3 separate regions of the Homo sapiens genome follow, and all the other regions are linked to region 2. A link is a loop called in an ENCODE intact Hi-C map of the cell type or tissue named here. Cell type or tissue: OCI-LY7. All regions are shown on one strand. Each heading gives the region's core, and the rest is flanking DNA. Links, peaks and the distances in the headings are about the cores only. Region 1 overlaps DNAJC18 (DnaJ heat shock protein family (Hsp40) member C18). Region 2 has its middle 41 kb from the start of CXXC5-AS1. Region 3 overlaps UBE2D2 (ubiquitin conjugating enzyme E2 D2).

Evidence for each region. A loop is a pair of places that touch in the nucleus more often than their neighbours do. Peaks named below come from ENCODE experiments on the same cell type or tissue, not always from the same donor. Only the 100,000 strongest peaks of a DNase experiment are listed, where the experiment ranks them.
Region 1: a loop joins it to region 2, with 6 times the contacts of the local background. A loop is called at or near these places in 14 of 110 quality-filtered maps.
Region 3: a loop joins it to region 2, with 7 times the contacts of the local background. A loop is called at or near these places in 11 of 110 quality-filtered maps.

Annotation. Positions count from the first base shown.
Region 1 is chr5:139,417,502-139,427,031 of GRCh38, forward strand. DNAJC18 (DnaJ heat shock protein family (Hsp40) member C18) reads right to left here. Exons shown (of 8, transcript NM_152686.4): 4 at 8,671-8,856; 5 at 7,504-7,613; 6 at 5,207-5,316; 7 at 2,552-2,724. LOC124901082 (a long non-coding RNA gene) reads left to right here and starts at 94. Exons shown (of 2, transcript XR_007058960.1): 1 at 94-215; 2 at 501-1,091. RefSeq lists an enhancer at 2,330-2,835 and a silencer at 4,861-5,010. In OCI-LY7, for the core only: CTCF peaks have their summits at 4,975 and 5,180; a DNase peak (open chromatin) is centred at 5,000.
Region 2 is chr5:139,685,619-139,695,416 of GRCh38, forward strand. No RefSeq gene overlaps it. Among named protein-coding and RNA genes, the nearest start is that of CXXC5-AS1, 41 kb to the left of the region's middle. RefSeq lists silencers at 4,255-4,364, 9,146-9,440. In OCI-LY7, for the core only: CTCF peaks have their summits at 4,607 and 4,807; DNase peaks (open chromatin) are centred at 2,993, 3,653, 4,333, 4,613 and 1 weaker place; H3K4me3 peaks cover 1,855 bases; H3K27ac peaks cover 4,013 bases.
Region 3 is chr5:139,570,015-139,579,812 of GRCh38, forward strand. The region is part of intron 1 of UBE2D2 (ubiquitin conjugating enzyme E2 D2); the gene reads left to right. Among named protein-coding and RNA genes, the nearest start is that of UBE2D2, 14 kb to the left of the region's middle. RefSeq lists enhancers at 5,734-5,863, 7,538-7,587. In OCI-LY7, for the core only: CTCF peaks have their summits at 5,244 (motif pointing right) and 5,459; DNase peaks (open chromatin) are centred at 5,207, 7,277 and 7,539; H3K4me3 peaks cover 2,710 bases; H3K27ac peaks cover 4,243 bases.

The DNA of each region.
Region 1 (9,530 bases), core at 1,531-9,530, 270 kb before region 2:
TAAGGGGTTTGTGCTGATAACTGCCATTTGGAACTTGTGGGTACACGCATCATGCTTACTCACTGGATTTTTTTTTTTTTTTTTTTTTTTTAGATGGAGTCTCGCTCTGTCACCCAGGCTGAAGTGCAGTGGCACGATCTCAGCAGACTGCAACCTCCGCCTCCCGGGTTCAAGAGATTCTCCTGCCTCAGCCTCCCAAGTAGCTGGAATTACAGGTGCGCACCACCACACCCAGCTAATTTTTGTATTTTTAGTAGAGAAGGGGTTTCGCCATGTTGGCCAGGTTGGTCTCGAACTCCGGACCTCAGGTGATCCATCCTCCTTGGCCTCCCAAAGTGCTGGGATTACAGGCATGAGCCACCACACCTGGCCACTCACTGGATTTTTATTTATACCTGGAGAGTGCCGAAGCTCTGAACTAGGCCTCATGGGGATGGGGACAAAAGCTGAGAAACTACCTCTGGTGCAATCCTTACCATGAGCTCTTTGTATAATTCCAGCATCTTACTGCCACAGAGGAAGATGTGGGGCAGGCGGGTGTTTGAAGAATGTGAAATGCAGATTTTCATCCAGTTCTTGCAGAAAGCAACAAAGTCAAAGCCCTCCCAGGACCCAGACAATGGGGATTTTCAGGACATACACTGGCTTTCACCTGATTTGGATCCATGTATATACTGCCTTTTTATTGAGACAGGATCTCGCTCTGTGGCCCAGGCTGGAGTGCAGTGGAGTGATCACAGCTCACTGCAGCCTTGATCTCCCAGGCTCGACCTCCTGAGTAGCTGAAACCACAGGCATGTGCTGCCACACCTGGCTTATTTTTATACTTTTTCTAGAGATGGGGTTCCCAGGCTGGTCTCAAACTCCTGGACTCAAGTGATCCTCCTGCCTCGGCCTCCCAAAGTGCTAGGACTATAGGCATGAGCTACCATGCCTGGCCTATATACTGCCTTTTAATATGAGGCCTTTATCCTGCTCTAAAATTCTTTCCTGATTTTTGATTCTTGTAAAATCTAGTTTAGCAATGGGGTAGAGTATTTCCTGAATCCTCAGTGTTTTTCAATAAATTGGAATTTCCTCTTCCTGTTTAATTTCCTCTTATATCCCAGAGTCATTGCTCACCAACTTCCTAATGCACCTTGAGAGAACATTAGGACTTTGCCGTACAGAAATAGGGGGCAGAGACCAGGTCCCTAAGGGTGAGCTAGGACACTAACCCTGCTGTTGTTATTCACAATCCTCAGCATTTTCATTGTTTTCTACTCCTGAGAATCCTCTCTTCAAAAGACATTTGTTGAGCACTTGTTCTGAAGCAAGGACTGTGCCAGAACCCTGGGACACAAAATTAGTAAGACCAAGTTCTTATTCCCAGACAGTCCATAGTCTTGCAGGGGAGACTGACATATATCCCTGGAACTCTAACACTGTGTGATTGGTACTATGTTAGCAGGCTGAACAAAGTGCTTTAAGAACACAGAGGAAGGAGAGCTTAACTTGAGGGCGGGGTTGGGAGTGTGTGATGGTCAATGAGGGCTTAGCAGCACTGTGACTGAAGAGCTAATTTTATCAGACTCCATTAGGTATTTAATGATACTCAGTAATAAGGCTTTAGAAATGAGTCAGAATTTGCTTTTTAAACATGAGCCAAAACTTCAGTTAAAAGGGTACCTCCTGAAAAATAAAAAAGAAAATAAAAATAATCAAAACCAAGTTTTAGAAGACACAGTCACTAACGCGGTATGTGTGTGTAGAATTCAAGTGGGACCAAAGGTGAAGCTGTTGGCTGAGACGGGGCTACCCCTGCTGCAGACACTCCTAGTAACACTTGCTGGAGCTGTAAGCCAGTGGCAGATGCTATCATCCCCACTGTCTCCAGAGAGGGAAATAGGGGGGAAGGCCTGCCACACCCAAAGGGGCAGACCCAAGGGGTCGCTTTTGTTCTGTGTGGCCACAACCAGCTGGAGGTGAGGGTAGGGGACACCTCATTCCATACCAGAAACCTCTAAACCTTTGTTCTGTTTCAAAAAGTTAGGCTGGCTCGATCAGATTTCCCTCTAGGGAGTGTGGAATTGGGAAACTGTGGACCAAATCAGCGAGCACCAAGAACTTACAGACGTGTGTGCTGCAGAAAGGGGCACTGACTGGTGAGACTGGGGAATTTGAGAGAGTGATAAGCAGGGTGGCAACCACTGTAAACCATGGCAAACAAGGTTATGCAAAAGGGAAGCTGGAAGAAAGAAAGGAAGGCAGCTGGTGGGGAGAGGAGAGGGGGCAGATTGGCAGAGAGAGGTAGAGACTCAAAGAGAGACAGACATACAGACAGGTGACTAGTGCCGCCTAAATTCCTAAGATTTCCAAGTCCTGGCCACATGTATCCTGTCAATAAATTTCCCCTACTTTTTTATAGTATCCTGAATGGCCTTTGTCCTCTGACTCTGTTCACATAAACATGCGTAGCCTCAAACAAGAAGAGAGGAGGGATCAGGAGGCTGGGGGTGCCTCCTGCTGGGAACCACAGCCACCAGCTAATGCCCCTTTTACAGTATCTTACTTTGTTGTTTCTCCTTCCAACAACTAGTCTGGATATAATCAATGTAATCCTTCTCTATTGTTTTCTCCAAGTCATGCAGAGAAGCTCCTCTGTAGGCCTTGTCAAAGTTTTTATCCACAAAGTAAGGCACCTGCAGGTTCTGAGTTTCTCTAGAAATGGTGTAGCCCAAGGTCCTGAAACAAGGAGAGAGAGGCTCATGTGAGCTCATAATATTTGGCAATATTACTCTTAGCACTGCCCTCACAGATATCATCATCATCATCTGCTCATAGAGCAGAGGCAGATATCATTTTCTAATATACCCAACACTTCTTATTTCCCTAGCAAAGTTGTAAGTATAACATCATCATAATTGTATTATGTAAGCAAGTTCATACTATGAATTCAGCTTCAGCATAGTTTATTCTCTTAAAGGACTCACCTCTCTTATACTGCTCTCTGTGCTAAAAGTAGAATGCTGAATGCTTAAAACAAACAATTTTTACGTTGTGTAGGATCTAGTATGGTACCTGACAGAGTAGGCTATTATAAATGCTGGTTGAATGAACTGATTATGTTATATAGCAAATTATTTACAAAAAAAACAGATAGCTCACACCAACCTAGAAGCAATATTTTGGACATGATAAAAAGTACTTCGCACATAGCTGCTAACTGAGAACTGCAAGAAACTCAGACAAAAGATTTCAATGATGCTTTAGAGCTAACTCTCTGTGGGTCCAAGACATCCAAAGGTATCTGGTGCTTAGCAACATTAATAAGAGTACTGAGCTGACTAATTCTAACCATAAGGAAACATAGAAGGGACCTCAAACTCAAGTTAAAACAATGTGACAGAAATGGTTTTCTTCAAACTGGACAAATTCTACATTAAAGGGGCTATATTTTATTTGGCCTTTTTCCGGCCCTCTCCTTTGATCCTCTCTAATTAGAGTAAGAGCTGAAGCCATGACTGCTCTCCCCTCACTCTAAGGTTTTGGGGGAGCTTACAGAGCAGGTCCGTGCTTACCCCGCTGGCCTCACAAGAAAGAAAGCTAAAGTGCCATATGGAAAAACATGAGAAGCTGGGAAACAGAGGGAATCAGGCCAGTGTGGCCTGATGGCAAAAACCTCTCTATGAAGGCTAGGTGCAGTGGCTCATGACGGTAATCCCAGCACTTTGGGAGGCCAAGAAAGGTGGAGGTCAGGCGTTCGAGACCAGCCCAGCCAACATGGTGAAACCCAGTCTCTACTAAAAAATACAAAAATTAGCCAGGTGTGGTGGCACATGCTTATAATCCCAGCTACTCAGGAGGCTGAGGCATGAGAATCGCTTGAACCTGGGAGAAGGGGATTACAGTGAGCCAAGATTGCACCACTGCACTTCAGCCTGGGAGCCTGGGTGACAGAGCAAGACTGCTTCGAAAACAAAAACAATAAAAAGAAACCTCTCTTTCAGCCTCAGCTTCGCTCTCTGTAAAAGGAAAATACTAGCCGGGCGCGATGGCTCATGCCTGTAATCCCAGCACTTTGGGAGGCCAAGGTGGGCAGATCACCTGAGGTTAGGAGTTTGAGACCAGCCTGGCCAACATAGTGAAACCCTGTCTCTACTAAAATATAAAAATTATCCGGGTGTGGTGGTGCGTGCCGCCTGTAATTCCAGCTACTCAGGAGGCTGAGGCACATGAATTCCTTGAACCAGGGATGTGGAGGTTGAAGTGAGCCCAGATTGCACCACTGCACTCCAGCCCAGGCGACAGAGTGAGACTCTGTCTCAAAAAACAAAAACAAACAAAAAAGGAAATACTGACCTGGATTGACCTGGAATGATGGTCTTGTCTACAGTGATCACTGACAAAGACTCTTCCTGTTATATATTGTCTAATAAATTCTACTTTTAAAAGGTTTTTTTCCCACTAAATTATAATAATGAATAATAATTTATTATTCATTATTAACAAAAAAGATAATCTAGTGATTCTCAAACTTCAGTGTGGACCAGAATAATCTAGAGGGTTTTTTAAAACTCAGACTTCTGGTCCTACCCCCAGAGCCTCTAATTCAATGGATATGGAGGGGCCCTAGAATCTGCCTTTCTAACATGTTGCCTGTTGATGCTGACGATGGCTGGTCTGGGGACCAAACTTTGGGAACTGAATCAACTGAAAGAATTAATTGAAGAAATTTTTAAAAATCCTATCAGAGTTTATAATCTATACGCAAAAAGCATTACAAGGAATTTCTCTATTTTCAACAAAAACAAAAAAATTGAAAATAATCACTTGATCCCCATTATTAATACTATGCTCCGAGACCCACAGGGTCCAGCAATCCTATCAACAGCTTAACAGAGTCTTTCTAACTCTACCATGGTGTGATAATGAGTTCATCTAAACCTTAAATTCTACTGATCCTTCAAAAACCAGTTACTGCTGTTCTGCAGCTGACCAGATGATGTCACTATAGAACAAGACAATCTATTTCCCGAGGCACACAGGAGACTGCCTCAGTATTTTTGAGTCTCAGCACCATGACTACCCAGCTGTTCCTTTAAACATCAAATCGGTGTTTTCTACAGCAAAAGGTGAAATGAAATGTTAGTAATGTATCAGCAAAACCTTCAAGTCTTTCACCCCCAGACTGTTACTGAGAAAGATTTAGAAATACCAGACTTACGATTTATAGAACAGACTATATGGGGGATTAGTAGCCAGCAGCTGAGTAATGACAGATATAATCACAATCACAAGAACTGGAAGTAGCTGAATAAATGCAGAATATGTAGTCTGAAAAAGAAAAAAAAATAAAAACTTGCTGTAAGTGTTCTTTTTTTTTTTTCTGTCGCCCAGGCTGGAGTGCAGTGGTGCGATCTCGGCTCACTGCAAGCTCCGCCTCTCGGGTTCACGCCATTCTCCTGCCTCAGCCTCCCGAGTAGCTGGGACTACAGGCACCCGCCACCACGCCCGGCTTAGTTTTTGTATTTTTAGTAGAGACAGGGTTTCACCGCAGCCAGGATGGTCTCGATCTCCTGACCTCGTGATCTGCCCACCTCGGCCTCCCAGAGTGCTGGGATTACAGGTGTGAGCCACTGCGCCTGGCCTGTAAGTGTTCTTTATCAATATAAAGCTTATTGAAAATAAGATAGTTGCTCCAAAGAAAATAACAAATTATCAATGCACTGCATAGGAGGATCCACAAAGCCCCAGGCTTTTCTGGGAAGGCTGTACTTTCAGCTGAGAAGTACAGGTTGGGCAGTCCTAATCAGAAAATTCAAAATCACAAATGCTCCAAAATCTAGAACTTTTTGAGTACCAGGATGACACTTAAAGGAAATGCTCATTGGAGCATTTTGGATTTCCTTTTTTTTTTTTTTTCTGAGACATGGTCTTGCTCTGTCACCCAGGCTAGAGTACAGTGACACAAACATGGCTCACTGCAGCCTTGACCTCCTGGGTTCTGATGATTCTCTCGCCTCAGCCTCCTGAGAAGCTGGGACCACAGGTGCACACCACCGTGTCCAGCTAATTTTTAAATTTTTGTAGAGACAAGGTCTTGCCATGTTGCCCAGGCTAATCTCAAACTCCTAGGCTCAAGCAATTCTCCTGCCTCAGTTCCCCCAAAGTGTTAGGATTACAGGTGTGAGCCATAGCACCCAGCCTCAGATTTTCAGATTAGGAATTGTCAAATATATAATGGTATAATGCAAATTTCCAAAATCCAAAAAAAAAAAAAAATCTGAAATCTGAAATACTACTGGTCCAATTTACTTCAGATAAGGGATACTCAATCTATACCAAATAACCTTTACTCTCTCTGCTGAGCAGGCTGAAGGAGGTCCAACAACAACCTGGATTGACACCCAGTAATCCCCCTGCAGCCCCATTAATAAGACCAATGAAGCAAACATCTCTAGGTAAACCTGCCCAGACTGTGCCTCTTACAGTAGTGGGGCTCTAGGAGCCAGGTTAGCATCATGCTTGGCCACAGCTGATTGGACTCAGGGGACATCCAACTCTGGCAGAGGTAATCACGTTTTCTCTCCTAGGAATTTGGGGTTGAAACTCATCACCCTTCACTTCTGGGTCATCACTTTAAGGAAGAACACACACTCTCAGGCACTGTAGACTGGCTATTTGCAAGGGGAAGTAGAACAAGCAAAGCTGCTTGGTGAAAACAAAACAGAGGCAAAGAGTGGCAGGAAAACTGGAGACAATCTGGGCCCAAAGAGTCCTGCAGAGCACAGCTGCTTGGGAGCCTGACAGTATCCCAGTTCCTTGTTCCTGTCTGTCATGAGGCCCAGCTGTGCTTCTTGTCCTTGAGCTTCATGAGACTCTTTTGATCCCTTACCTTAAACCCCCTTTAGTTCTAAATATTTTGAAGAGGATTCCTATTTTCTGCAGCCAAGAAAATTATGAAGCCGGAGCGGTGGCTCATGCCTGTAATCCTAGCACTTTGGGAAGCCAAGGCAGGAGGATCACTTGAGCCCAGGAGTTTGTGACCAGCCTGGGAAACATGGTGAGAAATAATCTCTACAAAAAATGAGCTGGGCATGGTGGCACGCACCTATAGTCCCAGCTACATGAGAGGCTGAGGTGGGAGGATTGGTTGAGCCCTGGAGTTTGAGGCTGTAGTGAGCTGTGTTTCTACTATTGTACTCCGGCCTGAGTGACAGTGAGACCCTCTCTCAAAAAAAAAAAAAAAAAAAAAAAAAAAAAAAAAGCCTTGATGAAGTCAGCCCCACAGATTGCTGAGATTCTGGGAGAGCCACCCAAGAATGGGCAGAGGGAGGGGATACCATTCTGCCTATTTAGGCCAATTTTCCAGCTCTTCTAACCATTGCTTTTGCTTTCCTAAAGCACATCTTTCCTAAAGCAACATATCTCAGGTTCAACTTCTAAAACTTGACCATGTACCATCAAGGTTGGCCAAGTACAACTGTTTATGGGCAGCAGTGCTCCTCCCTCCCTAGGTACCTGAGGTTTCTCTTCTTCCTCCTCCTTCTGAGTCTGTGTCCTCTCATGTCGGTGCCGTCGACGGTAATAGTAAGTGTCATCTGTCACATTTGAAAACATATGAATATTTCCTGGAAAAGAAATACATGGTATGGGATATGGCAAACACTCCTTCCCTGCCTTTTTCTTTTTTTTTTGGAGATGGAGTTTTGCTCTGTTACCCAGACTGGAGTGCAATGGGGTGATCTCGGCTCACTGCAACCTCTGCTTCCTGGGTTCAAGCGATTCTCCTGCCTCAGCATCCTCAGTAGCTGGGATTACAGGCACCCGCCACCATGCCTGGCTAACTTTTGTATTTTTAGTAGAGATGGGGTTTCACCATGTTGGCCAGGCTGGTCTCGAACTCTTGAACTCAAGTGATCCACCTACCTTGGCCTCCCAAAGTGTTGGGATTACAGGCGTAAGCTACCGCGCCTGACCCTTCCTTGCCTTTTTCAAGGTCCTTGTTCCCAGCTAGGTTTGTTAAGGATAGAGTATTGGCCTATTTTACCCAGTAGAAAAATAAGACAATAGGCAAGCCAAGTGAACCAGCTGGAGCTAAAGCGTGCTGAGCTCTCCTGACTTCATTTAAATAGTCCTTTGCAACTAGTGAGAGAGAACCCCGAAAGGCTAGAAGAGAGAGAGCATTAGGGCCGTGAATCCTATCTGGCATGTTCACGTCTGCTTCCGTGCCCAATACCATATTGTGTCACTGGTATCTTTTAATAGCAACTCATAAAATTCAATTTACTTCCTGGGCATTGAATTATACCAACTTCCAACTTGCTGGGGGGTACTTTCCTATCTTCTATCTTTGTAAGTGCTATTTTACACAACAATAATAGGCATTTTGTTACTTATTTATAAGGCACTTAAAAATATCTAATCCTCACAGTGACCCTGTGAAGTAGGTATTATTAACAGCCCCATTTTTCAGGAGAGGAAACAGGGTCAGAGAGACTAAATGATTTGGTCAAAATTATGCACAGCTGGGGGCTGGAGACTTGCCTCAAACTCCTGCTCAACTGATTCTAGATCCTTGCTGTTTCCATCATACCATTGTACCTCTATTCAGATTTTCAAACAGGAGCTTGCTGAGAGCCATAAATAAAGAAATATGTTTAAGAATGATAATTTGGGGAGACTAACCTGTAGGAAAATGTCCTCCAAAGAAGACGTTGAACAGCTCTTCTGGAGTGATGTCAGCTTCAAAATCCCTGTAATAATTATAAGGTCTGGCTCGAGGGGCAGTGAAAGTCACCTGTTCATCTCCGTATTCATCATAGCGAAGTCTCTTATCAGGATTGCTCAGGACTGCAAATGCATTTCCTATTGCTGCAACCAACAAGAACCAGCACATGAGGACACAGTCTTTGCTATGGCTGAGAGTGATCACAGCAGCAGTGACAAAGAGCCTAGAGGTGACTCGTGCTGGACAACTTCGCAGGGGCCCAAGAAGAGATGCTTGGGCCTAGAAAGTTCTCCACAGTGCTTGCCCTTCAGGTTTTCCCTGATCGCCAGAAACAACAACATTGGAATCACAGGAATTAAGAACTTCTGCTGCAGTGAGTTAACTCCCAATCAACAGTCCTGTAGTCATCCCAGCTGTCCTAGAAGTTAGGAAGCCCCCCTCAGTTCGGGTTCCCAGTCACCACAAGTCCCAGGCATGTTGGGGAAATGTTCTCCAACTGGTCAGCACTCTCATTCATAAAAAATGTGTTCTGGCCAGGTGCAGTGGCTCATGCCTATAATCCCAGCACTTTGGGAGGTTGCAGTGAGCCGAGATCATGCCACTGCCTTCCAGGCTGGGCAACAGAGTGAGACTTTGTCACACACACACACACACAAAGAGTGCTCTTTACTTTAAAAAAAATTTTTTTAGAGATAGGGTCTTGCTGCATTGCCCAGACTAGTCTCAGATTCCTGGCCTCTAGTGATCCTCTCACCTTGGCCTCCAAAAGTTTGGGATTATAGGTGTGAGCCCTGCATCTGGCCAAAAAAGTGTTCTT
Region 2 (9,798 bases), core at 931-8,930:
CTGGTGTTGCTATTTTTAAACTATTATTCACCTAAATCTCACCAAGATGTCCCTCACCTTCTGCCTGGCTGTGTGTCCTCCCTGAAGCCCTGGCCACCCCCACCTCCCACCTCCCACTTCCCACCTCCGTAGAGTGACCCAGCCTCTGGCCCTTCCCCTACCTGGATGCAGCCCGACCCCAGCCTGCACCAGCTTTCTGTCTCTCTGGCTCACTCTCTGCATGTCCTGAAGGTCTCTTTCGGTCCCTGACGCTCCTGTGTCTTTGGGTCTCCATCTTTCCTGATCTCTAAGCCTCTCCGTGTCTCTGGGTCTCTGCCCCTCCTGTCTCTCCATCTCTGTATCTTGTACTCTGTCTGTTGCAGGCTCACCCCTGCTGTTCCCCAGCTGACGGAGACTTCCTTAGAGGCAGGCTCCCTGGCAGGGTTGTGTACCCAGCTCCCCTCCCCTCAGGTGCCCTCACCTCTCCTCTGCTACAGTTGGGAAACTGACTTCCTGGTGACCCAGGAGCCTTTCCTCCAGGTACCCTGTACCCTGACCTGGGTGATCTGGCATTTAGAGCCAGCTCTAGACACAGAACGGTGGGGGTTTGAGAGGCTGGGTGCACACACTGGGCTGGAGAGAAGTCCAGCCTCCAGGTAGCCCCTGCGTGGACGTGTGTGTGTGTGTGTGTGTGTGTGTGTGTGTGTGAGTGATGCTTTAAGGGCCTGACAATTGTGTGAGGCTTTGTGCAGTAATGTGGCTATGTGTGACATCGGGTGTGATATGCAAATGGGTTTGTGACAGTTTATTGGAGACTGAGATGTGAATGGGTTAGTGTATGTCAGTGGCCACACTTTGGAATGTTCTGTGACATTGCGTGTGTACTCTTGTGACATTGTACAGTTCTGTAACAGACCCAGTGTGATACCGGCTTGTACAACTGAATGTGTGACTTTGGGTGATTCTGTGTGAGTGTGTGACATTGAGTGATTCTATGTGAGTGTGTCACTTTGGGTTTACAACACACGTGGCATTGCGTGACCCTGTGGCAAAACTGGGTGGTTCAATAAGTGTGTGACTTTGTGTCTGTGTGGCCATCATGGATGTGGGCTGGGACTGACCAGGGATTGTGTGTGTGTGATGTCTCCGTGTGACTATAGTGTGACCCTGTGATGCTGCCTGCATAACCCTGGGTGTGTGGTCATGGCTTTGTGTCAGTGTGCACCTGTGATCCTCTCAGTGTTGCTGACACTATTGCCTTGTGTGTCTGCCTCCAGCACTTCCTGGGTCTCCGCCCTGAAAGCCTCTCTAGGGAGAGAGTGGGGGATCTGACAGCCCCTCTCACCTGCAGCCTGTGCCCTCGCATGGCCCTGAGGCCCAGTCTGGATGGGGGAGCTGGCGTGGGGGCAGCAGGCGCAGTTCCCACGGCCGCTGCGGCCCCTCTCCCAGCCCCATCACCACCGGCTTCAACTCCACAGAATATCCTGGCAACCCCGGCCTCTTTGTTCTCTGAGGCCGCCAAAGGCCTCCCCCAACCCCAGCCTGCCCAGCGCCTGCCAGGCGCCCCCTCCCCCGACAGCAGCCAGTCTTGGCCTGACCTAGTCTCTAGCTGCCTTTATCCCCCACCCAGACTGAGGCGCCTGTCCCATGCCCTGGACCTGACTCAGGACTCCAGACGAGGCCTTTGACCCTCTGCTCTGAGCTTGCTGTGGTTGCGCTGTGCAGGAAGAAGGAAGAAGGATAGGTCCTGTGGCTGTACTGGGTGATTGTGGGCCAGGAGCTGGGCTGTCTATACGAGTACTTCCCCTTGGCCCAAGGCTGGTTGGAGGCCCAGGGTTGGTTTCAGTTTGTCCAGTAAGTTTACTTCTTTGGCCCCCAAAAGTCATCAGGACAGAAATTATTACCCATTTTATTGGTAAGAAACTGAAGCCTAGAGAGGGTATGTGACTTCCCCTATAGCAAGAGCAAGATGGTAGCAGGGACCTGATTAGAACCCAGGCTCCTGGCTACCTTGAGAGAAAAATCAGGTACCTCCAAAAGAATGGAAAGGGGGCCTGGGAGTCTGGACACATGGGTCCCTGCTTATTTCTTGGTCACCATGTGTCAAAGCCGTGTGTGTGTGTATGTGTGTGTCCTTGCTAGATGACCTTGGCCAGGTGCCCTTACCTCTCTGTGTTCCAAGAAAGAAGGACAACATAGCCAGGGGTTGTGGGGTGGTGAGCTTGACAGGGTGCTTTGCAGAGCCAAAGGTCACCTCACAGTTAGTAGTGCCAAGACCCACGCCATCTCCAACAGGCACAGATTCTGGCTCGGGGCCCCAGCCACCATTCCCAGGCTCAGCCCAGCTTTGTACTGCCACAAAAAAGGAGGCAGCGATGGCTACATGGCTCGGCTGTAGTCAAGGCCACTTGGGTCTGACTTGATTGCAGCACAGGCTCCCACCGCCTCCCAGGTGCCAGAGATGGATGGATGGAGGTCACTGCACAGCCTGGCCCCAAGCCCCCCCCCCGCCCACCCGCAGCCCTGGGCTGACCAGCCACTGCTGAAGACAGTCAGCCAGGGTTAGGGGAGGGACAGGCAGCCACCAGCATGGTAATAACCCAGACCTTGGCCCTAACATCCTGCAGGCATGGCACAGAGAGGCCCAGCTGTCCCCTAGGGTCACACAGCCCTGCAGGGAGTCCTGTCCCCAGAGGCCCACATCTCCCTTGAGGGCTGTTCCTGCCATGCAGGAGTAGAGAATGGCTGGAGAGGGTGGTGGAGGTGCAGGAGGGTCCCCTGAGGCTGCCGGCCAGGCTGCCAGTGCAGACACTTTCATCTCTTTCTGCCTGTCGACCTGCCATCTCTCAGTGGCATTAAATTCCCCTCCTGCCGGAGAACAAGGGCTGCCTCAGATTCCAAGCAGCAGGGTGTGAAGATAGGGCGGGCCCAGAGGAGGTGAGCCGGGTCCTCCAGGGCTCCAGGCCTGGGTGCAAAGCGGCTGGACTCTCGGGGCACAGCTGAGGGGTCCAGGTGGCCGCCTACCGCAGCCTCCCAGTGCTTCGTCAGATGCTGCTTCGTTTCCTGTTGCCATCTCCCACCTGTATGATGCCTTCCTCCCGCCTTCGGAGCTTTCTTGTCCCTTGCAAGCTGGGTCAAGTGTCCCTTGCCCCCCGCCCCCCACCCCCAGCCCATCACAACACTGGTCATTCTTGGTGACATCACCTGGCCTCAGGGCTATGGTCTGCAGCTCAGTAAGGGCAGCGCTGGCACCCAACACATGGAAGGGGTAGGAAACATCTGTGGGCTGAGGAAACACATTCTCTCCTCTTTCTGGACATTATTTTTCTCTCACGCATTTCCAGCCTAACTGGGGAGCTGTCCACAGGTAAGGGAAACTTACTACAAAGAGCCTCCTTTCTCCAGTCCCTGGAGCCTCCATACCCCTTGGCTAGAGACCTTAAACAAGATCCTTCTGCTTCAAGGCATAGAGCCTGTGGCCTGTGCACCAGGGACTGGGCCATTCCATTGCACTGACACACTCACAGCAACCTATGAGGGGGGCTTTAGGCGGTTCTCTCCATTTGACAGATAAGAAAGTTAAGGCTCAGAGAGGTAGCGAGACATACAAGGTCACACAACCAGGTTCGTCTGCTTTCGGAAGCTAGCCCTTAAGCACCTGGCCATGCTGCAGGCTTTGGCTGGAAGGACCCCCTCCCCCATCCCACAAGCTGCCTGTGATCGTGCCCAGATGTGGGATTAGGGTTGAGTATTACTTACTTCCTTAAACTTGTCTGCACTTCTTTTTGTTTTTTGTTTTTTTTTTTTTACCTTTGCTATTCAAATTGGAATACCGAATTTATTAATACATTTATTTAAGTTATTTAACCAAATGTTCTCAAGCCCAGAAAGGTCTGGAAACAAAGGGCACAGTATGGAGCGAGGATAGGGGATTAGGGGGTAACCTAGGATCACCGCCCCCTCCCCTGCAATGACAGGGCGTGGGTATTTCGGGGGCCCGAAGTGGGTACAGCCTGAATCCACAAAGGCTCCTGCCCACCGCTCCCCCTGGTGTCTTCCCACCAGGCTCCCAGCCCCTCTTCCAGCTTTGAGGCCTGCCCGGGAGGGGCACCCCCTGTGGCTGTTTTGGCTCTGCAGCAGTGGGTCCACAGGCAGCTGCTGGGAGTCTTGGGGAGCGGCTGCAAGGGTGAGGGCGAGCAGTGGCCGCTGCCGTTGATAAGGCGACGGAAGCCTCAGGAGCGAGGACGCAGTGAAGCCATGGAAACACGGCTGAGGTGTGAGGCTGGCTCAGCCGCTTCCCCCAGGTGGCCACCTCCCAGGCCTGGCGGGGCCCCGCGAGACAGGTCCTGCCACTGGCTGCCTCGCTCCCTGCCCTCCTGGGGGCCAGGTCTGGGCTGCTGACTGGGCTAGCTTGGTGTCACCCAGCCATCTCCCCAGGGCCAGGCTGGGGTCAACCCTGGGTCTGAGTAGGGAGGGCTGAGGACAGTGGCAGGGGCCTTCTGAGTTCTCAGGCCCCAAAGCCCCCTTAGCCTGGTCAATCCCTCCCCTTCTACCACCTACTCCTTTCCTATAAATATGTGTGCATTATTTACCTTAAGCATTTTGATAAATCATAATAGCAGAGACATCTGCTGTCAAAACTGCAAACTGCATTTGGGGCTCAGCTGGTGAACGATGAGGGCTAGAGGCCAGGGATATAAGGGCTCTGATGGCCTGGGGGAAAAAATAGGGATGACCCCACCCCTCATCCAGGGCTGGGCCTTGAAGGGGACCCAGGCCCCATCCTTTGGGACCCCTCCTCACCAGCCACTTAATCACAAAACCCTCCCAAGGAAGCTATCCACCACGCCCCAACTGTGTTCCCTCCTTCCTGCCTCCCTCTGCCTCAGAATTAATGCAGCAGTGACAGCGGCTGAGAAGTCCCCCAGAGCGGAGATTAACTCCCAGGGCAGCGCGGGCGGGGTTGGCCATGGGAGGCTTGGGGGTGGGGGGTCTGACGCACAGGCCTGGCAAGATTAATCACCCTGCAGCCGGCCTCATCACGAGGGCGCCCAGAGCTCCGGGCCCCCACCTCGAGGAGGGGTGCTGGGTCGAATGTCAGGAGTCTGCTCTGCCTCCCGCAGCCCTCATGGCCCCCAGTCCAACTCGTGGGAGGATTCTGGGAGCTGAGTTTCCTTCTCTTCCATTTTGCTGGCCCTCAGGGACCCTAAGGACCGAGCAGCAATCCCGTGGTCTCATTCCCTCCCCCAGTTTCTGGCCTGGCTCAGCAGCCCTGCAATGGGGGAGGCTCTGACCCTTGCCTCCCTGCCTACTTCTTGCTGTCCCCACTGGCCCCGCTCCCATGGCTCCCCGAGACTGCCAGTTCCCTAACATAGAGCTAGAGGTGGGGGCCACTGAAAGAGGTCCCTGGACCTGCTGTATTTATTTGGGGGACTCAAAGAGATGTGTGATGGATCCGATGGCTCTGGACCTGCTATCCAGCCAGCCCTCTTGAACTGTCCTGGGGGGCTTGTGGAGATGGTGGAGAGAGATACAGAGTGAGTGGGCAGATACAGATGAGGCTACTGGGTGATAAAGCACTGGGGTCAGTACCTGGGAACTGGCCTTTGTCAGCCAGTCACTCACTTAGAAAGTCTTTGAGGGGTTGCAGCAAGTGGAATTGAGCTTAGACATGAGAATAAGGTTCCCCAGGCAGGTGGGACCTAAGAGAGGCTGAGCTGTTTTGCACAGAAGACTTCTAAGGTCAGAGTTGGCCTTGACTCTGTAAGTGAGAGCTGGAGTACCCTCTTCTACGCACCCACTGCCCTAAGTGCTCCCATCACAATCCTGCTGGGGTCACACTGGGTGAACTCACCTGTTCACTTGCTGATCTTCTGAACTAGAAGGAGCACTCCTGGAGGGAGGGGCTTGTCTGCCTGGCAAATGCCAAATGCTCAATAATGTTGAATCAATGGATGAATTGGAGGAGGACATGGGTTGGCCTGTTGTATATGAGGGGCTGGGGAAAGAACTGTTAGGTCTGAGCTTGGGGAGCCCAGCTGCAGGGCCACAGGCTGGCGAGTGCCAAGAGGAGGCCCCAAGAAGTTCCAAGAGAAAAGGGGTTCTGGAGCCAGGCACCAAGTGGACATTCACAGGCTATGTGACCTACAAAGGCTTTCCTTTCTGGGCCTTAGTTTACTCATCAGCAAGTAACATTGCTTTTCAGATATCCTATGAAGGTGGAATGAGAAATCCTGTGTGAGGTCCCTGTGAGCTCTCTAGCCTTGTACCCCTTGGTAGGCAAGAGATTTGAATGCATGGGAAGAGCCAAGAAGGCTTCTTGGAGGAGGTGAGTGAAGCTGAGCCTCGAAGTACCATGCTGCCTATCTAGGAGGCTTGGAGACTGGTACTTCTGGGGCAGTGAGGAGACCACACTGGAGAGAGCCCAGGGAACGATGGGCCAATCTCAAGATCCAAGGCAAATGGGTATATTTTGTCTTGGGGACAGTGGGAGCCAATGATGGTTCTGGAACCTTTGGCCTTTAGGCTTTGGAGGGGCTAACATGTATCTGGAGTGAAGCCTTTAGTCAATCTGGGTATGTGGGGCAACTTCCCAACCCCACTCTGGGGCCCTGAGACTGAGGTAGGAAGTCAGCTGGAGGCTGATTCCTGACATATCTCCTTCCAGAGGAACCAAAACATATCCCATGTTAAAAAGTGGAGGGCTGGGCCGGGCACGGTGGCTCATGCATGTATCCCAGCACTTTGGGAGGCCAAGGTGGGCAGATCACCTGATGTCAAGAGTTCTTGACCAGCCGGCCAACATGATGAAACCCCATCTCTACTGAAAATACAAAACTTAGCCAGGCGTGCTAGTGCACGCCTGTAATCCCAGCTACTCAGGAGTCTGAGGCAAGAGAATCTCTTGAACCCAGGAGATGGAGGTTGCAGTGAGCCGAGATCATGCCACTGCACTCCAGCCTGGGCGACAGAGCAAGACTCTGTCTCAAAAATAAAGTGAGGGGCTAGGCTTGATCACAAGTAATCTGTTAGTGTGGGGGCCTTGAATACTCATTACAGGATGGGGAATCCAAGTCACAGAATGGCCAGGCCGGTCAGAGAGCTTCGGGACCCACACCCTTCCTGGAGGTGGGGATAAGGGGACATCTGGCCTCATGCCTAGCCTAGAAGCAGCAGAGTCCTGGGCTGGGAGGCAGGGGGATAGGATTTCCATCCAAGCCCTACCCATAGCTGGATTCATGATCACATGACCAAAGGCATAGCCAGCCCTTCCTGAGCCTAGCTTTCCCAATTAGTGCAATGGACCTTCCAGTATCAATCAGCCACGGTTCTAGACCTTTTCTGGGGGTCCAAGACTCAGGAGGGAGCTGCAATTTGGGGGTCCTTCACTCTAGCCCCTCCCCCACCCACATGCTGGGCCCCTTCCCTTCTCCTGCTCTTCCACCCATACTCCCCTCACCCCTGACCCTGCGGCCAGTAGCCTCTGCTGCTGTCATCCGTTGTCATGGGAACCTTGCAGCGCTGACCTGATGCAGGCGAGAGCTGGCCTGGAGCTCCTAGCAAGGGAAGCTGAGGTTAGCAGGGGGCAGATGGGGGCACCTGTCCCTGCCAGCTTAGCTGGGTGCTGACACACTCCCAAGGGAATGGGGCATTGAAAGGACGGCCTGGATGGGTGTGGGCAGGGGTGCAGGGGGTCAGGGCCTGACTGCCCCCAGTCATTGGGGTGCCTGCTCCTTTTCAGACCCACCCCCACCCAACCCGGCTCCAGGCTGCTGGTGGGAGGGAGGGGTGGTGGGGACCTTCCCATTTCCCTCACTGTCGATGGGAGCTCAGAGCCCTGAGCTCAGCTCATTCTCGAGACTAAAAATACTAGGGAGGCAGCAGCAGCAGCTCCCCCAACACCCTGTCCACTGCCGCCCCACTCCCAGTAATAGACACACACACATACACACACCAAGCCCAGCCTGGACCAGATACCAAGGTGCTACTTAACCATACTGTGCCGTGGTCCATGGAGATTCCCAAAGTCCTGGCCCTGTGTGAGACCCAGATCTGGGGTCAACTTCCACCTCTGACCCCAATTTGCCATGTGATTGTGGGGTAGTCCTCTGGCTTCTCTGGGCCTGGTTTCCCCTTTTTTTGTGTACTAAGGGAGCTACATGGAAGAGGGGAGGCTCAGGAATGGAGTAGAGGGTCAGGGCCTTAGCTGCCCCATCTCATTTAATTACTGGAGCAGTCCTGACAGCTCCCTGAAGTATGTATTGAGTCAGAATCTGCTTTTCCTAGATGAGTACACTGAGGCCAGAGATGGTGGCTCAAGGGATGCTACTCCAGGCCTTTGAGCTCCAGGTGGCCCTCTCCTGCCCTGCAGTGGCCAACTGAGCTACTGAGACCTCCAGGCATTTGTTGAAAAATAGATCTGTGCCCCACAGTAGGGCAGGAGGTTAGTGGCTTCAAATCTCAGAGAAGTTCCCGGTTCTGTGTGCATGACTGGGAATGGGGTGGGGAGGCCGTACTGCCCTCTGCCCAGGGTCTGGGTGAAGCTTGAGGTGAGTGTTGACAATACCTGTCTGCCAGGTGCTTGGCCAAGGCCAGGGTGAGGGTCCACACTGACCATCCAGGATGGGTGTGGTTGAGATACAGATGAGTATCCACACTGTTCATTTGGCCAAGGCCTGGCTCTGTGTGAGACCCATATTGTTCATCTACCTGGGCTTGACCAAGGCTGGGGTGAGTGTCCATGTTACCTGCCTGCCCAGCCTGGCCGGGGCTGGGTTGAGGGTTTACACTGCCGGGTTGGAGATAAGGTCAAGATGATTAAACACACCGTCCATTTGTCCTGGGCCTGAGTCTTCTTTCCACCAGTTCTAGGCTCAGGATTTTATTTTGGGTTTCATATTCTCTCTTCTTTCCTGGAAATTAGAATCATCTTGTCTGCTCATTATTTCTGATTTAGAGGAGGCCCAGTTTCATCTAGGGGCCAATGGGAGAAAGATGGGAGCCCCTTGCCATTTCTGGGACCCTCCAGGAGGAACCAGGGAAAATCCATTATAGAAATCACAGCCACTGGGCACTGAGAAGCCTGGAAAGCCAGACCCTGGCCTCTGGGATGCCTGAGAGATCCACTGCTGTGGGATCTGAGTCACTGAGTTCCTACACTTCTCCCCACTAGCCCTGTCACCCAATTCCACTGACATCTTGAGAACAACAAGACATACTTCTCCCACAGACCCGAGGCCTCACAGTTTGAAGCCAGTATCTGCAGGACCAGAGTCTGGATTTTCTGAGGGGGGCCAACCAATACTGCAGTGCAGACAGTGGACTTTGTGCCCCACACCCTAATTTTGCAATGCCAGCTCTTCCCTTCAGCTGTCATGTGTGACCCTGGGCAAGACACTTCATTCTCCTGGTTCTCAGTTTTTCCATCTGTAAAACAGGTGTTTATACCTTACCTGTTGGTAAAGGTTGGGACAAGGATTAAATGAGATAGTCCCATAAAGTGTCTGGCAGAGTAATAATTCTTTCTGGAGGCTAGCAGGGAAGGGGCATGCTCCAAAAGAATTCTGGGACATGTGGTTGGTTGGTTTTTTTTTCAGAGGCAGGGTCTTGAGCAGGCTGGAGTGCAAATAGCATGCTCACTGCAGCTCACTCTCAGGCTCAAGCAATCCTCCCACCTCAGCCTCCTGAGTAGCTGGGACTACAGGCACGTGCCACCATGCCCAGCCAATTTTTTTAATTTCTGTAGATATGGGGTCTTGCTATGATGCCCAGGCTGGTCTCGAACTCCTGGGCTCAAGTGTTTGTTCTGCCTCTGCCTCC
Region 3 (9,798 bases), core at 939-8,938, 120 kb before region 2:
GGAGGCCAAGGTGGGAGGATTGCTTGTACCTAGGAGTTCAAGACCAGCTTGGTCTGTAATGGGAGACCCTGTCTCTACAAAAGCGAAACAAAGTGAAACAAAATTAGCTGGGCATGGTGATGTGTGCCTGTAGTCCTAGCTACTCAGGAGGCTGAGACAGGAGGATCACTTGAGCCTGGATGAAAGGTTAAGGCTACGGTGAGCTGTGATCATACCACTGCACTCCAGCCTGGGCAGCAGAGCCAGATTCTGTGTCAAAACAACAACAACAACAACAAAACAACTATTGCAAATTTGGTGTTCTATTCTCACCACCACCACCACCCCGCCTTTTTTTCCCCCGAAACGGAGTCTCTACCTCTGTCGCCCAGGCTGAAGTGCAGTTGTGCAATCTCGGCTCACCGCAACCTCTGCCTCCCAGGTTCAAGAGATTCTCCTGCCTCAGCCTCCCAAGTTGCTGGGACCACAGGTGCATGCCACCACGCCCGGCTAATTTTTGTTTTTTGTTTTTATTTGAGATGGAGTCTAGCTCTGACGCCCAGGCTGGAGTGCAGTTGTGTGATCTCGGCTCACTGCAACCTCTGCCTCCTGAGTTCAAGCAATTCTCCAGCTTCAGCCTCCAGAGTAGCTGAGACTACAGGCGCGTGCCATGATGCCCAGCTAATTTTTTGTATTTTTAGTAGAGATGGGGTCTCACTATGTTAGCCAGGATGGTCTCGATCTCCTGACCTCGTGATCCACCCACCTCGGCTGGTTTGGAACTCCTGACCTCAAGTGATCCACCTGCCTTGGCCTCCCAAAGTGTTGGGATTACAGGCATGAGCCACCACCCCCGGCTTTCTGCATATATCTTTCATCAGAGTCAAATGGATTTTGTTTTTTAAGTGAAAGCAAGTTTATTAGGAAAGTAAAGGAATAAAGAATGGCTACTCCCTAGGCAGAGCAGCCTCAAATGGGTTTTTAATCTCTAAAAAGACTAAAAACCACTGTCCTTCCACCTTAAACATTATTTTAATCTCAGCAGATGAACAGAGTACCTGTTCTGCAGAGAAAATATAAATCTTACGTGTGAGTTGTTAGGGATTTCCTTCAAGGTATTAAAACAACAGATCGGCTGGGCGCGGTGGCTCATGCCTGTAATCCCAGCACTTTGGGAGGCCGAGGCGGGTGGATCGTGAGGTCAGGAGATCGAGACCATCCTGGCCAACATGGTGAAACCCCATCTCTACTAAAAATACAAAAATTAGCCAGGCACAGTGGTGGGCACCTGTAATCCCAGCTACTTGGGAGGCTGAGGCAGGAGAATCACTTGAACCCAAGAGGCGGAGGTTGCAGTGTGCCGAGGTCGTGCCACTGTACTCTAGTCTGGGCGACAGAGCAAGACTCCCTCTCAAAAAAAAAAAAAAAAACAAACACAGATTTCAGCTATCCACTTTAGAGTACTCACTGTGCATCAGGAATTACTTGATCTTTTCAATAATCTTTCAATAATTCTGTTCTCCCCAGGTTAGATAAGGAAACAGTGGGAGAAATAAACTTGCCTAACATTATATGGTTATGGTAGGAAGAACTAGGATTCAGATACAGGCGATCTTGACTGTAGAGCTATTGTGTCTCCAGATTTACTTGTTTTAGTCATAGCCCTTCTCCCCTCTAATCTCTAGAGAAGCTTTACTTTTCCCTTTGCCAAACTTAACTTTTGCTTTCCATCCTTTTCTCTCTCTCTCTTTCCCTCTTTCCTTCCTTCTCTCCCTCCCTCCCTCACTTCCTCCTTCCCTCACTCACTTCCTCCCTCCTTCCTTCCTTTTTCCTTTTCTTGTTTTTGCTCTCCGGTAATTGTCTTTGTTTTCATACTTCCAATCTCTTCTCCACTAACTCCTCTTAGCATCCAAACTTATCGAAGGTTTTCCCCTATAAAAAAAAAAAAAGCAGTAAAATAACTTTTTAAACTTCCCTCTTCCATAAGAGCTACTTCCTTCCTCATCTTTATCCTTCCCATCTCTGACATTTCAGTCCCAGAATTCTTGAAAGAATAGTCTATTCACTGTTCTGGAACTATTTAGTAAGGTCACTAATGATTACTTAATTGCCACATTCAGTGGATACCTAAGTTTTTATTTAACTTTCGTAATAGTTGACATGATTTTCATTCAGTTCCTTTGGCTTCTGATAAACTGCTTTCTTCTTCCTCATATCTGGTGTTTCCCAACTTTATTAGAATGCTTATCAAAGTAGTATTGTTGATGGAGTACAAGCCAAAGTGTATGAAATCATGCATACTTGTATTAAAATTGAGAGCACTGGCTGGATATGGTGGCTCATGCCTGTAATCCCAGCACTTTGGGAAGCCAAGGCAGGAGGATCACTTGAGCTCAGGAGTTCAATACCAGCCTGTGCAATATAGCAAGACCCTGTGTCTACAAAAAATTAAATTAGCTAGGTGCAGTGGCATGTGCCTGTAATCCCTGCTACTCAAAAGGCCAAGACAGGAGGATCGCTTGAGCCCAGGAGTTTAAGGCTGCAGTGAGCTGTGATCATGCCAGTGCACTCCAGCTTGGGCCACAGAGCGAGATCTGTCTCTTAAAAAAAAAAATTGACAGCACAAATTACCTCAGATAAATTAATTATTATTCTTTTTTTTTTTTTTTTGAGACAGAGACTTGCTCTGTTGCCCAGGCTGTAGTGCAATGGCGTGATCTCAGCTCACTGCAACCTCCGCCTCTCAGGCCCAAGCAATTCTCCTGCCTCAGCCTCCCAAGAAAAGAAGCTGGGATTACAGGCATGCACCACCGTGCCTGGCTGATTTTTGTATTTTTAGCAGGTTTCACCATGTTGACCAGGCTGGTCTTGAACTCCTGGCCTCAAGTGATCCACCCGCCTAAGCCTTTCAATGTGCTGGGATTGCAGGTGTGAGCCACCATGCCCCACCTGATCTCAGATAAATTAATTAAAATATATAATCAAAATAATGTCACAAACAGAATTATTAAGAATTATCAAGATGAGGCTGGGCGCGGTGGCTCATGCCTGTAATCCCAGCTCTTTGGGAGGCCGAGACGGGCAGATCATGAGGTCAGGAGATCGAGACCATCCTGGCTAACATGGTGAAACCCCATCTCCACTAAAAATACAAAAAAATTAGCCAGACGTGGTGGTGGGCACCTGTAGTCCCAGCTACTCAGGAGGCTGAGGCAGGACAATGGCGTGAACCTGGGAGGCGGAACTTGCAGTGAGCCGAGATCGCACCACTGTACTCCAGCCTGGACGACAGAGCGAAACTCCATCTCAAAAAAAAAAAGAAAAAAAAAAAAGTACTATCAAGATGAAACATCTGTCATTCTTATTTTGCTATCAGTTTTAAGAATAGTATTTTTCTTACATAATAAAAGTCATCCTCATCAGGTACTCCTTTAAATGTCTTACTGTATATTGTTTTCATTGCAGTATAATATGAAAATTTGTTTCCAACAGATACATTGTAGCAAAAGAAAGAATACAGACTGCATATTTTGCAGTTAGGCTGCTGCTGACATTATTAATTATCCCATCATGGATAGGTCACCCTAATTTTTCTGAAAAATGCCTGTTCTTTGCTTGTGTTTATTTTGAAATAATACGACTACTTGGGCTTAGGAATCAAAGGACTCTGCTTTCCATTTAAAATGTCTTTCTCGGCCGGGCGCAGTGGCTCAAGCTTGTAATCCCAGCACTTTGGGAGGCTGAGGCGGGCGAATCACGAGGTCAAGAGATCGAGACCATCCTGGCTAACACGGGGAAACCCCATCTCCACTAAAAATACAAAAAAAATTAGCCAGGTGTGGTGGCGGGTGCCTGTAATCCCAGCTACTTGAGAGGCTGAGGCAGGAGAATGGCTTGAACTCGGGAAGCGGAGCTTGCAGTGAGCTGAGATCACGCCACTGCGCTCCAGCCTGGGCGACAGAGCGAGACTGTCTCTAAATAAATAAATAAATAAATAATAAAAAATGTCTCTCTCCTAGATATAAGTCAATTGGGAATGAGTACACTTGAAATATTTAATATATAATAAGCTTCGATTAAATAACTTCTCTCTTTTTTTTTTTTGAGACGAAGTTTCGTTCTTGTTGCCCAGGCTGGAGTGCTATGGCGTGGTGGTGGGGGCCTGTAATCCCAGCCACTCAGGAGGCTGAGTCAGGAGAATTGCTTGAACCTGGGAGGCGGAGGTTGCAGTGAGCTGAGATTGCACACTGCACTCCAGCCTGGGCAACGAGAGTGAAACTCTGTCTCAAAAAAAAAAAAAAAAGTAAAATTTAGAAGAAAAATATTACTGTCTTTATTACTATAATACATATTAGTAATTAGTATCTCCTGGGGAATGCTGCTGTAGTTGTAACGCTTGTAGTTGGTCCTTCCTAGAATCATGTTCTCCGGTCTTTGTTCAGTGCCTTTGCTTATACAGAGAATCTCTTCTCACCCCATCCCCTACCTCCTAAATTCTTTATTCATACTTGGGGACCCAGCAGAAATGGCTTCTCTAGGAAGCATGCATGAGGCATACAGGCAGTCAGAGTTCAACTGTAGAATCGTTTCTTAGTGTGTAGACATGATTGATTATTCCCCTATTTAGACTGAACTCTCCTGGGCAAAGTTCTTGTCTTATTCTTCGTATTCCTAGTACCTAAAGCATGGTATTCTGTGTTTGCCAACAACATTCAGTGAATGCCAATATCAGGTGGGGTGGCAAAAAAAAAAAAAAAAAAGAAAAGAAAAGGTGGAATTTTGGAGCATTTGTGGCCTTAGGCAAGTCACTTTGCGAATTTTCCTGAGCCTCAGCTTCCTTGTCTGTAGAATGGGAATTGTACCCTGCAAGCCTGTGGGGAAGATTAGATAGAAGAGGGTTTAGCATTTTGGACTACATAAAAGATAATTTTGTTGTTATTTTTTACAAATGTGCTTGGCAGTTTTATTCACAGTACCCGATACTTAGAAACAACTCAGATATCCATCATTAGCTGAATATGTAAACAAAATGTAGAAAATCCATATACTGGATGGAGCATTACCCACCAATAAAAAGGAACAAATAGTGAAACAACCCTGCCACTTAGCAGTTTATTAGTTGGCTCCAAGTTCACCCTCCCGTACTTGCTCTGCTTTGACTAAATAACTTCTGAAGTATGTATTTCAGCTGGTGAAGAGCTGGACTCTTTCACCTTTGCAGTGAACAACATGTTGGGCTTTGTCAATAGAGGGCACTAGAGGGACATTACAGAGGAAAGGGGCTTCTTAGATTTGGTGGACTTTTCTTTTTTTAAGTTTTTAAATATTATCATGGTGTCTTAACATGCCAATAATGTTGACCTACGGAATTGGTATAATCTCAAAATCTTAGGTGTCAGTGTTAAATATATGTTTCACTTTTACTTCATCGTCACCCCAAGCAAAAAAAGAAAAACCTGAATGTGAAAAGAATGAAGTCTTATAATATTTCTAAACTAAAAAAGGGATTGAATCCCAGTATTCTTCAGCAAACTTCAAAATACTGTCACCTTAATATGTTTTTAATACATGTGATATTTTTGTAGGTCTAGAATTGTGAAATCAATTCTCTTAAACATCTTATTATAGAAGTGTCTGCTGCTATCCTTTGAGCACTAACCCCACCACCTGTAATGCATCATGCCAATATAAGTGATAGAATTGCTTTGCTAAATTCTTAAGGGCTTATGTCAGGGAAAAACTTTGAAATTAGCTGGGTACAGTGGCTCATGCCTATAATCTCAGTGCTTTGGGAGGCCAAGGTGGGAGAATCACTTGGCTGGGAGACCAGCCTGAGCAATTCAGCAAGACCCCTTCTCTACAAAAACTGCAAAACTTAGCCAGGTTTGGTGGCACACGCCTGTAGTCATAGCTACTGGGAAGACTGAGGTGGAAGAGGAGGATCTCTTGAGGCCCAGAGTTCAAGGCGGCAGTGAGCTATAATCTGCACTGCACTCCAGCCTAGGTGACAGAGCGAGATCCTGACTCAAAACAAGACAAGCCTTGAAATCAAAGTTGATTTTTACAAAAGCCTCAATGGTAGGAGTTTTAGATTTCTTAAAATAATAGCACACTAATGGAGTGCGTGATTTTCTTTAGATTAAATGTTTACATATTTATACCATCTGTATTAGTTTCCTAGGGTTGCCATAATAAATTACCACAAACCGGGTGGCTTAAAGTAACAGAACTATATTCTCTCACAGTTCTGGAGGCCAGCAGTCTAAAGTCAGTCTGTCTTCAGGTCCATACTCTGGATGTTCTAGGGGAGAATCCTTCCTTGCCTCTTCCAACTTTGGTGGATGTCAGCATTCCTTGGCTCCTTTGGTTTGTGGCTACATCACTCCAGCATCTGCCTCCATCTTTGTATCACCTTCTCTGTGTGTGTCTTCTCTTTTGTGTCTTATATGGCCACTTGTCATTAAACTTGCCCATCCACGTAACCCAAAGATGATTTTTTTTTTTGAGACGGACTACAGACACGTGCCACCACGCCCGGCAAATTTTTTGTTTTTTAGTAGAGATGGGGTTTCACGTTGTTAGCCAGGATGGTCTCAATCTCCTGACCTCGTGATCTGCCCGCCTCAGCCTTCCAAAGTGCTGGGATTACAGGTATGAGCCACTGCGCCCAGCCAGTAAATTCTTTTTATTACTGTAGTAGATGATACTTGATTAAATGCCATCTCGGGTGCTTTCATTGTCAACAAAGGTGCTCCCATCTCTAAGCTTACATAAAATGTAATTTTAAAAAGACATTTCTTTAGATGTACCTGTTCACATTTTTGTTAATAGTCTCTCATGTCTAGTTTTGGAGGCTGGAATGTTCAAGGGAGCCACAAAAATCTCTGTCAGTTGGTGTTTTGAATAATTGTTCTGAAATATACTCCCAGGCTTGAAACTTGGATCTGGCCTTTTTTTTTTTTTTTTAACTTGAATTTTTTTTTTTTTTTTTGCTCTTATGTTATTCATATGAATTTTGCAAATAGAGAGCCAGTCTTGTAGCATAGTAAAATTTAACAGTTTATGTGACTATTGATCTACCCATCTTATAGAGATTGTCTGTCTGTAGGAAGACGGTGGTAACCGTGGTCAGACTCATCATTTTGAACACTCTAGGTTAGTGTTGGAGAATTTGTAAAACAGAAACTTAACCACCTGTGCTTTGAAAGAGTAAAGTCCATGAAAAGTATTACTTTTAAGTTTCAAGGATTTACAGTTTTAGGTTAACAGTTTTTACATATTGTATTTCAAAACATCAGAGTACTGAAACTTACCTGTATGCTTCTTACTAAAAATAGTTCATGCAGGTTCTTTTGGGTGATCATAGTTTTACAGAGTATAGTAGAAAACAGGATGCCAGTTAGCATCTCTCTTTTTTTTTTTTTTTTTTTTTTTTTGAGATGGGAGTTTCACTCTTGTTGCCCAGGCTGGAGTGCAATGGGGTGATCTCGGCTCACTGCAATCTCCGCCTCCCGGGTTCAAGCAATTCTCCTCTCACATCCTCTCGAGTAGCTAGGATTACAGGTGCATGCCACCACGTCTGGCTAATTATTGTATTTTTAGTAAAGATGGGGTTTCATTATATTGGTCAGGCTGGTCTCGAACTCCTGACCTCAGGTGATCTACCTGCCTTGGCCTCCCAAAGTGCTGGGATTACAGGCATGAGCCACTGCACTGGCTCCTGGCCAGCCAGTTGGCATCTCTTTAAGGTCTCCACTATCCACCTATATTAAGTAGCACAGAAACACACCAAGTTAATGATACTAGCATTCATCTCCCCCCACCACCACATTTTCTCAAGCTTCGTACTGCGGTACATGTGTGATTAGTGTTACAGAAGAGGGTGTCAGTAACCCAGCAAATAAGTTCTTTAGGTTTCTGGTTTGCTATGTAGTTACTAAGGAGGGATTCAGCTGGTGGAGGAGATCCTTGCGCAAATGCCAGGAAGGAAGCCCTTTTCCTCGCATTTCAGTGTTTCCTTTGAAGCCTAGTGAGGGTGAAGTCTTTTGGCATAGGTGCTCCACCATCTGTCTATTCACATAGACTCTTCCCATCTACCTGGCTATGTGCCACCCTTGTTGTGGACATAGAGTGGGTAGAGAGCAGAGACCACTGCTTCAGTAACTAAAAATAGATGGAATTTCAGATCCTGACAGAGATTCTCTGTGGAGTCGCTACCACTGCTCCTCATCTCCTGGAGTTAGTTGCAAGGAACAGCTGTTTGTCTGATCTGCTTTTGGTACTATGTATACTTCCTAATACTTTTGTTCCCCTACTTGCTATAGAAGTAGAAGTAGTTTTACTGGAATACCTACGATTTTCCTGTCCTGTCTCTCTCATTCACTTAGTTATTTTCTGCCTTGGCTCTGGTTGCCAAAATTCTAAACTTCTGTTTTGTGTTTTGTGTGTGTGTGTGTGTGTGTGTGTGTGTGTGTGTTTTGACAGGGTCTTGCTCTGTTGTCCAGGCTAGACTGCAGTGGCACAATCACGGCTCACTGCAGCCTTGACCCTCTGGGCTTAAGTGATCCTCCCACCTCAGCCTTTCCAGTAGCTGGGACAGCAGGTGTGTGCTACCATACCTGGCTTTTTAAAAAAATTTTTGTAGAGATAGGGTCTTGCTGTGTGGCCCAGGCTGCTCTCAAACTCCTGTATTCAAGTGATCCTCCTGCCCCAGCTTCCTAAAGTGCTGGAATTACAGACAGCCACCCCACTCTGCTAAACTTCTGTTTTGTTAGGTATATGATCCCATGGCTGCAGTATCAGAGAATGAGGTTATTGCCTTTCCATGTACCTTATTTCGTTGACTCTGAAACACATCAATTGAAAGATGTACCATTATTCTACTAAGAAGGAAAGTATATTTAGTGCCAATTAAGCTGACATGCCATTGATTATATGCAGCTTGATTTCAGCTATGTTTTATTTTTGTTTATTTATTTATTTATTTATTTTTGAGACGAAGTCTCACTCTGTTGCCCAGGCTGGAGTGTAGTGGCACAATCTCAGCTCACTGCAACCTCTGCCTCCCAGGTTCAAGTGATTCTCCTGCCTCAGCCTCCTGGGTAGCTTGAATTACAGGTGTGTGCCACCACACCCAGCTAATTTTTGTATTTTAATTTTTTAAATTTTTTTGAGATGGAGTTACGCTTTTGTTGCCCAGGCTGGAGTGCAATGGTGCGATCTTGGCTCGCTGCAACCTCTGCCTCCCCGGTTCAAGCAATTCTCCTGCCTCAGCATCTTGAGAAGCTGGGATTACAGGCATGCGCCACCACACCCGGTTTATTTTGTATTTTTAGTAGAGATGGGGTTTCTCCATGTTGGTCAGGCTGGTCTCGAACTCCCGACCTCAGGTGATCCACCTGCCTTGGCCTCCCAAAGTGCTGTGATTACAGGCGTGAACCACTGTGCCTGGCCTAATTTTTGTATTTTTAGTAGAGATGGGGTTTTGTCTTGCTAGCAAGGCTAGGCTGGTTTGGGAACTCCTGACCTCAAGATGATCCGCCCACCTTGGCCTCCCAAAGTGCTGGGATTACAGGCATGAACAACTGTGTCCAGCCTCAGCTATGTTTTTTTTAAAAAGTCTTACAATCAGTGACAGTCACTGTAATTGTAACTATCTGGTTCTTCAACAGATATTTACTGGGCAGTTTTCATGGACCAGGCACTGTGCAAAAAGCTGGAAGTCAGGTCCCTATTTGTTACTGGGTCAAGAGACATTAAATAATCACATAGATGTTGGGCGCGGTGGCTCACATCTGTAATCCCAGCACTTTGGAAGGC